Regions from separate parts of the Homo sapiens genome. Here region 1 is linked to region 2. Evidence: chromatin contacts called from ENCODE Hi-C or POLR2A ChIA-PET data. All regions are on one chromosome and are shown on one strand. Each heading gives the region's core, a stretch centred on a gene start or an enhancer-like site at or near the end of the contact. The rest is flanking DNA. Distances are from core to core; before and after follow the strand shown.

Region 1 (5,242 bases), core at 750-3,249, 67 kb after region 2:
GCCGCTGGCAGGGCGCTCAGGGGGCGCACTCACGCGGATGACGTAGCGCGAGGAGTTCCTGTCGTCCAGGCTGACCGTGAGCGAGAAGAGCGCGGCGGCGCTGTACACGCCCTGCGCCTTGTACAGCAGCCGGTTGAGGTCCCATCGCGCCGCGACCCCCGGACGCTCCTCCGCGCCGCCCAGGTCCCAGCCCCCGCAGTCCTCGATGACCTCTAGCATGGGTCGCGGGCCCAGTCGCTCGATCTCGCGCATGTCGAGGCACGAGCGGAAGAAGGCGCGCACCTTGCGCTGGGCCGCGCCGCCAGGCCCACCCCCGGGCCGCGCCAGCAGGCGCCGTAGGCGCTCCTCGTTTTGCTCGCCGATGGCCGCGATGGTGCCATAGGTGAGCTTGTCGTCGGGGATGGCGTGGCGCCGCAGCCAACCGCCGCAGGCGAACGAGTAGAAGTCCTGGCATGGGTCGATGCTGGCGTCCAGGTTGGCGGCCAGGAAGCGAGCGGCGCGCGCGAAGGCCTTGCGCTCAGGGCAGCCCTCGGGACAGGCGCCGCCGCCGGCCGCGACCGGGCCCAGGTACTTGAGGGCCAGCATAGCCGCCAGAATGGCGCAGAGGCCGGCGGCGAACACCAGCCCCGACAGCAGGCACACCTCGCGCCGGTTCCAGCGCGGCAGCCCGGACCGGGCCCCGGTGGCGCTGCGCGCAGCGCCCAACGGGAAGCCCGGGGGCAGGGAGGCCCCGCGCGCGCCCCCCGCGCCGCAGCGGCTCACGTACTTGACCTCTTGGAACTCATCGTAGTGCGCCGTCAGCGAATACGGGGGCTCCATGGCGCCGAGGCCGCCGCGGTGCAGACCTGGGCCACCTGGGCTACGGGATGCGCGTGGCCGCCGGCCTCCTCGTGGGCCTCCGCATGGCCCTGGGGCCGCAGCTGCGGGAAGGGCGGAAGCAGGCTCAGGAGGCGCCGCAGCCGGATGGGGCTCAGGGTCACCGCGAGGAGGGACACAGGCCTGGGTGCAGAGGCCCCAGCCGCGGGCCTCATTCACTGCGGAAACCAGGGACTATGAGGGTTCGGCGGGGCCACCACCCCCGGGTGCACAGTGGAGTCTTCCCCCCTGTCCCCTCCCTGCACACACTTGAGGGCCGCAGGGTTGGGAGGGCTCTTATTGGAAGCAAGAGGCGCCAGGCAAGGGGCCTGGCACGTAGTGGGCCTTCATTGAAAGGTCGTCCCTCTTCCCCTTCGCCTTTCTCTTCCACGACCTGCCCCAGCCAAGGCCGGGTGGAGTGGGGGAAGAAGCGGAGGCTGGAGTGAGGAGGTGCGGTCAGGGGCGCGTCTATGCGACACTTTCAGCTCTCCGCGCTGGACCCAGACAGACGCTCCGCAAAGCGGCCAAAGAACCAAACTTTGTCCTCGCGGAAGTCCGCGGGATCGACCACGCCAACCCCGCTCCCTGGCTCCTTCTGCTCGGTGGCCCGACGGCCCACTCGCCCCTTCCCTAGGGGCGCGCGCCAACGCCCCAGGGTGGCGGACACACAACCCACCCACTGGACGGCCCTGATGGAGAACCCGAGACGGGTTCCCTCCCCCCACTCCCACCATCTCTGTCCCCGCCCCGAGCCACTCCTGGCTTCAACAGGTTCTCCCCAGAACCCAAACTTGGGCGAAGTTTCACCCCCGGCGGGGAGCGAGCTGGCTGGCGACCCCCGAGCCCCGGCGCCGTGCGGCGCAGTCCGCGGAGCCCGAGAGCCGAGCCCGGGAGCCGCAGCCGCAGCCGCAGCCGGAGCCGCAGCCGAGAGGACGCAGACAAAGCCGGGAGGCTCCGCGCAGTGGCGGCGGCGGCGACGGAAGTGGCCGCGGTGGTGGCCTCAGCGGCAGGGACTCGGGCGCCACTTACCCGGCAGGTGCGCGCCCGAGCCGGCGGTGACCGAGCGGGTCGGGCCCGAGCGGGGGCCTGAGCCGCAGCGCAGCCGAGCGGGCGTCCGGTGTCTCCCAGCGCCCGCCGCCTCCTCTGCCGCCGCGCCGAGCCCGCCGCGCCGCCCGCCTGCCGGCCCGAGGGAGGGGGCGCGCCGGCGGCTCCACCCTCCTCCGCCCGCCCCGCGCGCCCCTCCTTCCTCCTGCATCTCTCGGGCCACCTGGCAGTGGGGCGGCAGCGCGGACGTGGGTCGGCGGCCGCGGAGACAGGCTCCCGGGGGTCGTGCGCGGGCTGCGGTCGGGGACTCCGGGTCCAGCCGCGTTCCGAGACGAGTGAGGGCAGCGAGTACTCCCGTGAAGGGTCCCCTCCGATCCAGTGTCCCCACTCCCAGCCGCCCACCAGCCGGCTGGAAAGGGGCTGGAGCTGGAGATGAGGAGCCGAGGACTCCTCCGAAGGGCTGGGGGCGGTGTCAGTAGTGCCTGTGTCTGCCGGCACAGTCCCTGGCGCAGAGCGCACCTTCACTAACCGGCTTTTTTGTCCTCCTTGGAACCCCTGCCCTGGATGGGCTCTCCACTAGGGCTTCTGGTTGGCCTCGCTCCCTTCACCTAGCCCCTGGTGAAGGGAGCTCAGCGGGGACTCCTGCAAGAAGAGGGCTTGCCGCCCCCTTCCCCATCCTCCCCAGCCTTGGGTGGCCCTGGCACCACGGCTCAGGGAGTCCCTGGCCCAGGTAGGAAGAAAAGGCCAAGAGAAGAATGAGCGAAGTCTCCCTGCTGGAGCCAGGGAAGGCTGGAGCCTGCCCCCTCTGGCCAGCAGCCCTAGGCCTCAGACAGGCCCTGAGCCTCAAGACCCTGGTATGTGGACTGATGGGAGGGCAGGCTGGGTGCAGGGACTCTGAATTTACTCACCGCCTGCCTTCTTCCAGGTAAACTGGCTTTTTAAATGTGGGGCCTCCCCACTGCCTGGAGGCAAAGCCCTCTTCTACCTGCCTGCCTGCCTTGGCCAGACAGCCTGGCCCTAATGGGACACAGAGAACTTGGGGCTCCTTGGAAGACTGATACTGTTTCTGGAGTCTCTGCTTTCTCTGCCCTACCCTGCCTCTGGTGTCTCTAGCAGGAGACCCCACAAAGCACCAGCCCTCCCAGGTCTGCCGGCTCCAGCCCGTAGGATTGGCTTAAACAATGTGTGAGAGCCATGGAGCACCATCTAATAAAAATCACAACAAGGTAGGGACTCTGATAACCTACCCATCATCCTGTTCTCCTCCTCAGGGTCTGTGCATCTGCCCAGCTCCTGAGCCCTGGCCCTGAGTGCCGGCCTCTGCCCCTGTCTTGCCTCTCCCTGCCTCTTCATCTCTCCATCTCTAAGCCCCCACTCCGGATACCCTGCCTCCATCTCTGGCCACCCCAGGGTTGTCCTCTGCCCCATGCATCCTTCTTGGGTCCTATTAATTCTAAAGAGGAAAAATGGAATTACTTATAATGTGGCGATTCCATGAAGGGGGGAGGGGAGGGCAGGGAGGTGGCAAAGTGGCTCTTTGTGCTTTTAATCTGCATTTTTCCCTCAATGTTCCCGTCTCCAGGAGGATAATTTTCCAGCCTTTTCAGGCCCTGATTGGTATCATTTCTCCAGCAAGGACAGCTTTTATTTTCCCCGAAATGAATGCCATGAAATTTCCAAGAAATGTAAAAATGGATATTGTCTCAGAGAGCCTCTTCCGACAGAAAGGCACAGAGGCAAACACGCTTCCCTAGGGACTCTTCTGCTCCAGTCCCGGGGGTGGGGTGGGGGGCAGCCCCCAGGCCCTCAGTCTCTCCTCCCTCCTTTTGCCCTCCCTCATCCCTTCCTCCTCCCTCCCGGGTCAGCTCTGGGACCCCCCTTCCAGCCACCCTCTCCCAGACTCAGCTGCTATTGGTCTGCTCATGGGCCTCCCGACTCCCTGCCGGGCGACCTGCCTGGCTCCACCTCACCTTTTCTTTTCACATCGCATCCCCCAGCCCCGGGCTGAGAGCAGCAACCAGGGCCTACAGGAGTTGACTTGGAATTGGGCCCTCTGACCCCTCAGTCCTGGCCACCCCACACAGACTGCCAATAAAGAGAAGTCAGAGGCCCACCTCCTTGACTCTCCGGCACCTTCTCTGTAAGGGAAGCTGGCACTGTAGGGGAGTAGGCACCAGTGGTCTGGCCTGTAGCTTGCTCACTCTTTTGGGGGATCTCTTCCTACCCCTAATTACCAAGATGACCCCATGACTCATGAGAAAGAGAATGACAGGCCACAGTGGTGCCCAGCTAAACCCAGCCAAGCCCTGAGTGAGGCAGCTGGGTGCCCAGCTTCAGGGAGCAGTTGGGTGCTGCCAGAGCTGCCTTGGAGAGAAAAGGCCCGAGGGGATGCAAGGGGGCAGAGATGAGGGGTTCAGAACCTGACTCTCTGTCTCCTCCTTGACCAAGGGTAGATCCCAGCAACTCTGCCGAACAGGGCATCACTTGGTTTGGGTTCTGGACATAGAGCCCTCCCTGAGGACAGTGTGCTGTCACCAGTAGCTTGCATCTGTTGCACGTTCACCATGTGGGCTGCTAAGTGCCCTGCTCTGAGGTGGGGCTGCCCACCTAACGCCGGGCCTGGTCCTGACTGGAGCCCATTTGTGGTCGGACCCGCCTCTCTCCTGCGGCCTGCACGTGGGTGGGGATGAACCCCTTGCCCTGCCTCGGTGTGCTGCAGCAGGGTGTCAGCTCCAGGACGAGCCCCGCCAGCCTCCACCCTGTCCAACCAGGCCCTACTCCTCCCCTGCAGATCTGTGGTATCTTCTGAGCCCTAAAAACACGCCTCCAGCCAGCTTCCTGTCCTCCACCCGGCCTCTCGGGGCTCATCCCATCTATTATTCACAGCACAAAATGGATTTTTAATTTGAGAAATGAAATGACTCTCCCAAGTGGCCGGGGTGGCAGGGAGGGGGTGGAGGAAGGCCGGAGCCGCCGTGGCCGCCACAGCCGCCACGGTGCTGACTCAGGTTCATCTTGGAAAGCTCGGGGCCCACAGCCGAACTGAGAGACCCCAAAGGCCCAGTACCCCACCACTCTGCCCCAGGCCTCCACTCCTCCCCATTGCTGTGACCAGGTGGGGTGACGGGTGCCCGTTGGTCCTGCCTGAGCCTCCAGTGGGGCCTACCTCTGGCAGGGCGGTCGGGGGGACAGCTGGATCTGTCCTCCACTGGCTTTCAGATTCCTGTGCCTCAAGGGCAGCCCTTGGGCTCCCTGGCCTGGCCTATCACCTCCCCACACCCCCCGGCCCTCCTGGCCTGGCTTCCTCCACCCTGTCCAGACCTCTGGCTGAGCTCCTTTGCTA
Region 2 (5,328 bases), core at 2,457-4,956:
ACACTCTCGCTACTGATGCCAGCCCCTGAAGCTGATGGGTCAGGGCTTCTATCATTTCCTGACTTGCCATGGGGAGACAGCGTCTGTCCTTGAGGGTGACTGTCTGACTCAGAGCTGGCTTGCAAAGGCCTCTGTTCCTCCCCATGGTGGATAGATACCACGAGGCTCTCCCAAGGGTGGCCCAGGGACAGCAGAGCTGTAGCCACACTTTCTCTTTCCAACCATCCCTAGGTGAGGAAACTGCAGCTCAGGAAGCTCCCAGCCCTGCCGAGGGCCTCGGAAAGCAGAGGGGAGAGCTAGGATCGGATACCCGGGCTCTGGGTCCTTTTTTAGTGCTGCCTCCTCTAGTGTGACTACTGGACAGAAGTAGGGGTGGAAATTCATGGCACACCCAGCCAGCAAGTCCAGGGGGCAGGGGAGGGGCCTGGGCCATACTCACATGGGGGGGGGGGGTGATCTTCTGCAGCTGTCCCAGCGTCATCTTTCTGTACATGGAGCTGACATCTCGCTGGAAATCATCATACTCTGACACAGTGATCTGGGTGGGCGTAGCAATCAGGGCTGAGCCAGCCTTGCCCCATGGTCCCCTGTCATCAGCTGCCCCCACTACAGCCACAGGGTCTCCTTAGCCTTCTGCTCCACAGCATCAGCACCCAGGAGGCTGAGCACTCGCTCCATGAACACCCTGTGTGCTGCCAGTATCTGCACCACGGGAAGGGGCTCATCCAGGGACAGGGACAGGCCTAGCCTAGGGACACCCATCCTGGGGCCCCAGGCCTTCCCTGCCTCCCCATCCCATGTCCCAGCACCTTCTCACTCTCCTCATCCTGAGCGAGGTACAGAGTCCTCTCTAGCAGATTGAGCCCATCCTGGTCAATCTAGGGAGGGAGACAGGGGCCAGAGGTCAGAGATCCACATGCCAGACTCCCCAAACAGATGGAATTTTCACCCCAATGCCCAGAGAGCGACCAGACATCCATGGGTAGAGACCCAGAAGCACGCAGACCCCAGCCCCTCTTTCCACCCAGACGAGATGACCAAAGCCCCATCCCTGACTGTCTCAGCTTACCCCTGAAAGCCTGCACTTTCCCTACCTGTCGGGGGCACTTGCGCAGTGCCGCACTGACCCTTGGGGTTCCTGGCTTTGGCGCCAGCCCCAGCCCTCACGGAGATGTCAGCCCAGCCCGCCGGCGCGTCCCTCCCTCCCTGCCCTCACTGCCTTCCAGAGGGCTGGGAAATTGCGGCTCCCGCGGCTCGGCTGAACACTTCAGTTAACCCAGGGAAATTACTTGCGCCTTCCTCCCGCGCTCTGCCGCCAAGCGCTCCCCTCCCCTGCTTTCCCTTTCTCTCCTCTTGCGCACCCTCCTCCCACGCGCAGGGACCCCTAGTCAGGGCCACGCCCCGGGTCTGCGGCCGCTGGCTGGGCGCTCGGGAATCGCACTCAGGCGGATGACGTAGCGCGAGGAGTTCCTGTAATCTAGGCTGATCTAGAGAGAGAAGAGCGCGGCGGCACTGTACACGCCCTGCACCTTGTACAGCAGCTGGTTGAGGTCCCAGCTGGTTGAGGTCCCGCGACCCCCGGACGCTCCGCCGCGCCGCCCAGGTCCCAGCCCCCGCAGTCCTCCATGACCTCTAGCATGGGCCGAGGACTCAGTAGCTCTATCTCGCGCATGTCGAGGCACGAACGGAAAAAGGCGCTCACCTTGCACTGGGCCGCGCCGCCGGGCCCATCCCTGGGCCGTGCCAGCAGGCGCCTCAGGCGCTCCTCTTTCTGCTCGCCGAAGGCCGCGATGGTGCCATAGGTGAGCTTTTCGTTGGGGGTGGCATGGCGCTTCAGTCAGCAGCCGCAGACGAAAAAGTAGAAGTTCTGGTACGAGTCCATGCTGGCGTCCAGGTTGGCTGCCAGGAGGCCGGCGGCGCGCGCTAAGGCCTTGCCCTCGGGGCAGCTCTCGGGACAGGCGCCGCCGCCCGCCGCGACCGGGCCCAGGTACTTGAGCGCCAGCATAGCCGCCAGGATGGCGCAGAGATCAGCGGCGAACACCAGCCCCGACCGCAGGCTCACCTCACGCAGGGTTCCAGCGCGGCAGCCCAGGTCCTGGTGGCGCTGCTCCTTGAGAGAAGCCTGGGCGGCAGAAAGGCCCTTGCACGATCCCCGCGCCACAGCAGCTTAGGTACTTGACCTCCTGGAACGCGTCGTAGTGCGCCGTCAGCGAATACCGGGCTCCATGGCACCGAGGCCGCCGCGATGCAGCCCTGGGCCACCTGGGCTATGGGATGCGCGCGGCCGCTGGCCTCCTAGTGGGCCTCTGCATGGCCCCGGGGGGCCAAAGCTGCGGGAAGAGCAGAGTCAGGCTCAGGAGGCGCAGCAGCCCGACGGGGCTCCCAGGCACCGCGAGGAGAGACGCAGGCCTGGGTGCAGAGGCCCCAGCTGCCGGCCTCATTCACTGCGGAAACCAGGGACGAGGAGAGTCTGGCGGGGCCACCATCCCCGCGTGCACAGTGGAGTCTTCTCCCCTGTCCTCCTCCCTGCACACACGTGTCGGATGCTGGATTGGGAGGCCTCTTATGGGAAGGGGGAGGCGCTGGGCACGGGGCCTGGCACGTAGGGGGCCTTCATTGCATCTCTCTTCCCTTCGCCTTTCTTGTCCACGACCTGTCCTAGCCAAGGCCAAGTGGGGTGGGGGAAGGAGCAGAGGCTGGAGTGAGGAGGTGCGGTCAGGGGCGCGTCTATGCGGCACTTTCAGCTCTCCGAGCTGGACACAGACAGACGCTTCGCAAAACGGCCAAAGAACCAAACTTTGTCCTCGTGGAAGTCTGCGGGATCTACCACTTCAAACCCGCTCGCTGGCTCCTTCTGCTCGGTGGCCCGACGGCCCACCCGCCCCTTCCCAAGGGGAACGCACTATTGCTCCAGGGTCGCGGATACACAACCCACCCCCTGCACGGCAGTGATGGGGAACCCGAGACCTGTCCGTCTCTATCCCCTTTCCGCTCCACTCCTGGCTTCAACAGGTTCTCCCTAGAACCCACACTTGCGCGAAGTTTCACCCACGCTGGGGCGCGAGCTGGCCGGGCGAGCCCAGAGCCATGCAGGCGCGGCGCGCAGTCCATGGAGCCTCAGAGCCGAGCCTGGGAGTCGCAGCCGGCGGATGGACGCAAACAAAGCCGGGAGGCTCCGCGCAGCGGCTACGAAGGTGACGGAAGTGGCCGCGGCTGCAGGGACTCAGGCGCCACCTACCCGGCAGGTGCGCGCCGGAGCCTGGCAGAGGCGGAGCGGGTCGGGCCGAAGCCGCTGCCTGAGCAGGAGCGAAGCGGCGCTAGCGGCCGGTGTCTCCCCGCTCCCGCTGCCTTCTCTGCCGCCGCCCCAGCCCGCCGCCCGCCTGCCTGCCTGCCCGAGGGAGAGGACGCGCCGGTGGCTCCACCCTCCTCCGCCCGTCCCGCGCTCCCTTCCTTCCTCCTGCGACCCTCTGGCTACCTGGCAGCGCGGCGGCAGCGGGGACCTGGGTCGGGGGCCGCGGAGACAGGCTTCCGAGGGTCGTGCGCGGGCTGCGGTAGGGGACTCCGGATCCAGTCGCATCCCGGGACTAGTGAGGGTAGCGGGTACACCCGGCAGGAGTCCCCTCCGATCCCGTGTCCCCACTCGGAACCGCCCACCAACCGGTTGGAAAGGAGCTGGAGCTACGCAGCTGGGGGCCGTCATGGTCCAGCCCACAGCCCTGGAGCACCACCCAGGGAGGACTCCTCCTAAGGATTGAGAGGGCGCTGACGGAGTGCCTGGGCTGCCCGCACAGCGCCTGCGCAGAGCTCACCTTCACCAGGGAGCTTCCTTTACCTCCTCGGAACCCCTGTCCGGGATCAGCTCTCCCCGGGGTGTCTGGGCTTCTGGTTGTCTCGCCCCCTTCCCCCAGCCTCTGATCCACGGAGAGCAACGCAGAGCCCTGCCAGAAGCAGGCCTGGGGCTGTGAGTGTGGCCCCCATGGTCCCAATAGGCGGTTGTCCCAGAGAACAGCAATCACTGCCTATAGGAGGTGACGTGGGTTTAGCCTCTGACCACACAGTCCTGGTCACCCTGCACAGACTGTCAATAAAGAAGGGTCTGAGGCCCAGCTCCTTGGCTCCTCTGCAGTTTCCCCAAAAGGGAAGCTGAGGCTGTGGGTGAGTGGGTGATGTCCGTGGTCCAGGCTCCAGTTCCCTCACTGTGGGGTCTTCCCCTACCCCTGTGATATGGTTTGGCTCTGTATTCCCACCCAAATCTCACCTCGAATTGTAATCCCCATAATCCCCACGTGTCAAGGGCGAGACCAGGTGGAGGTAATTGAATCATGGGGCTGGTTCCGCACGTGCTGTTCTTGTGCGAATGAGTGAGTCTCGCCAGATCTGATGGTTTTATAAGCGTCTGACATTTCCCGTTTGCGCGCATTCTCTCTCCTGTCGCCATGCGAGAAGGTGCTTTCCACCATGATTGTCAGTTTCCTGAGGGCTCCCCAGCTATGAGGAAATGTGAGTCAATTAAACCTCTTTTCTTTATAATTTACCCAGTCTCAGGTATTTCTTCATAGGAGGGTGAGAACGGACTAATACACCCTGATTGCCCAGGTGACCCCATGACTCATATGCAAGAGCATGGCAGACCACAGCAGTGCCCAGCGACACCCAGTGAAGCCCTGAGTGACGCAGCTGGATACCTGATGTGAGGGTGAGCGGGTGGGTAGAGTAGCCAGAGCTGCCTTGGAGAGAGAAGGCCCGAGGGGGTGCCGGGCACAGACCAGGCACAGACCGTGAGGGCTTCAGAATCTGACTCGCTGCCTACCCCCTGACTAACGACAGATCCCAGTCATCCAGCCTATGCACCTCGTCAGAATCAAAACAGAGTTCCTTTTGTTAAAAATCCTGAGAAGTAAAGCCAGGAACATGAAGGGGATTTATCATGCACAAAACCTGATATCAAGAACTATCACAGAAGACTGCAAACAACCAGCTTGCATAATGGCCTTCACAACCTTTCACCAAAAAATACTTCTGCAAGGACATCTGCCCAGCACCTGCCTGTCCATCCTCAAACTGGTGCCACTCATATCCTTGATCCTTGTAGCCAAGGATGAATATCTCAAAACAATCCTGTGATCCTCCTCCTTTTTTCTTTAAAAACCTTTGTCTTCCTTCACCTTTCTAAATTCACACATAGTTTCCTCTGGCCTGCTTATTCCCATTGCAGTACCTATTTCCAAAGAAAGTTCATTTTATTTTAGGGTCTTCCTGTATCTGTTATGCAATGTCACATAGTGGTGTCAGAAGTGGGACTGAAGTGAACTCATCTTGGATGAATCA

The links. Hi-C counts contacts between places; a loop is a spot of excess contacts on that map. ChIA-PET counts read pairs that join two places held with the same protein, here RNA polymerase II (POLR2A). Pooled maps may share reads with other maps.
Region 1: a loop to region 2 is called in a pooled map, with 9 times the contacts of the local background. The contact joins the promoter of ECEL1 here to the enhancer-like site in region 2. A Hi-C loop is called at or near these places in 1 of 37 single-sample maps with no recorded cell type and 5 of 50 pooled maps. POLR2A ChIA-PET finds 5 or more read pairs at or near these places in 1 of 52 experiments (activated CD4-positive, alpha-beta T cell).

The regions. Positions count from the first base shown.
Region 1 is chr2:232,485,835-232,491,076 of GRCh38, forward strand. It overlaps ECEL1 (endothelin converting enzyme like 1), which reads right to left and starts at 2,000. Exons shown (of 18, transcript NM_004826.4): 1 at 1,885-2,000; 2 at 34-920. The coding sequence starts at 819. It overlaps LOC124906124 (a long non-coding RNA gene), which reads left to right and starts at 2,109. Exons shown (of 3, transcript XR_007088123.1): 1 at 2,109-3,125; 2 at 3,482-5,242. RefSeq lists an enhancer at 47-654.
Region 2 is chr2:232,417,590-232,422,917 of GRCh38, forward strand. It overlaps the pseudogene ECEL1P1. Among named protein-coding and RNA genes, the nearest start is that of ALPG, 13 kb to the left of the region's middle. RefSeq lists enhancers at 689-1,472, 2,256-3,039, 5,302-5,328. Within about 2 kb of position 3,707, at least 2 of the 41 ENCODE cell types and tissues checked have a DNase peak (open chromatin) inside an H3K27ac peak, as active enhancers do.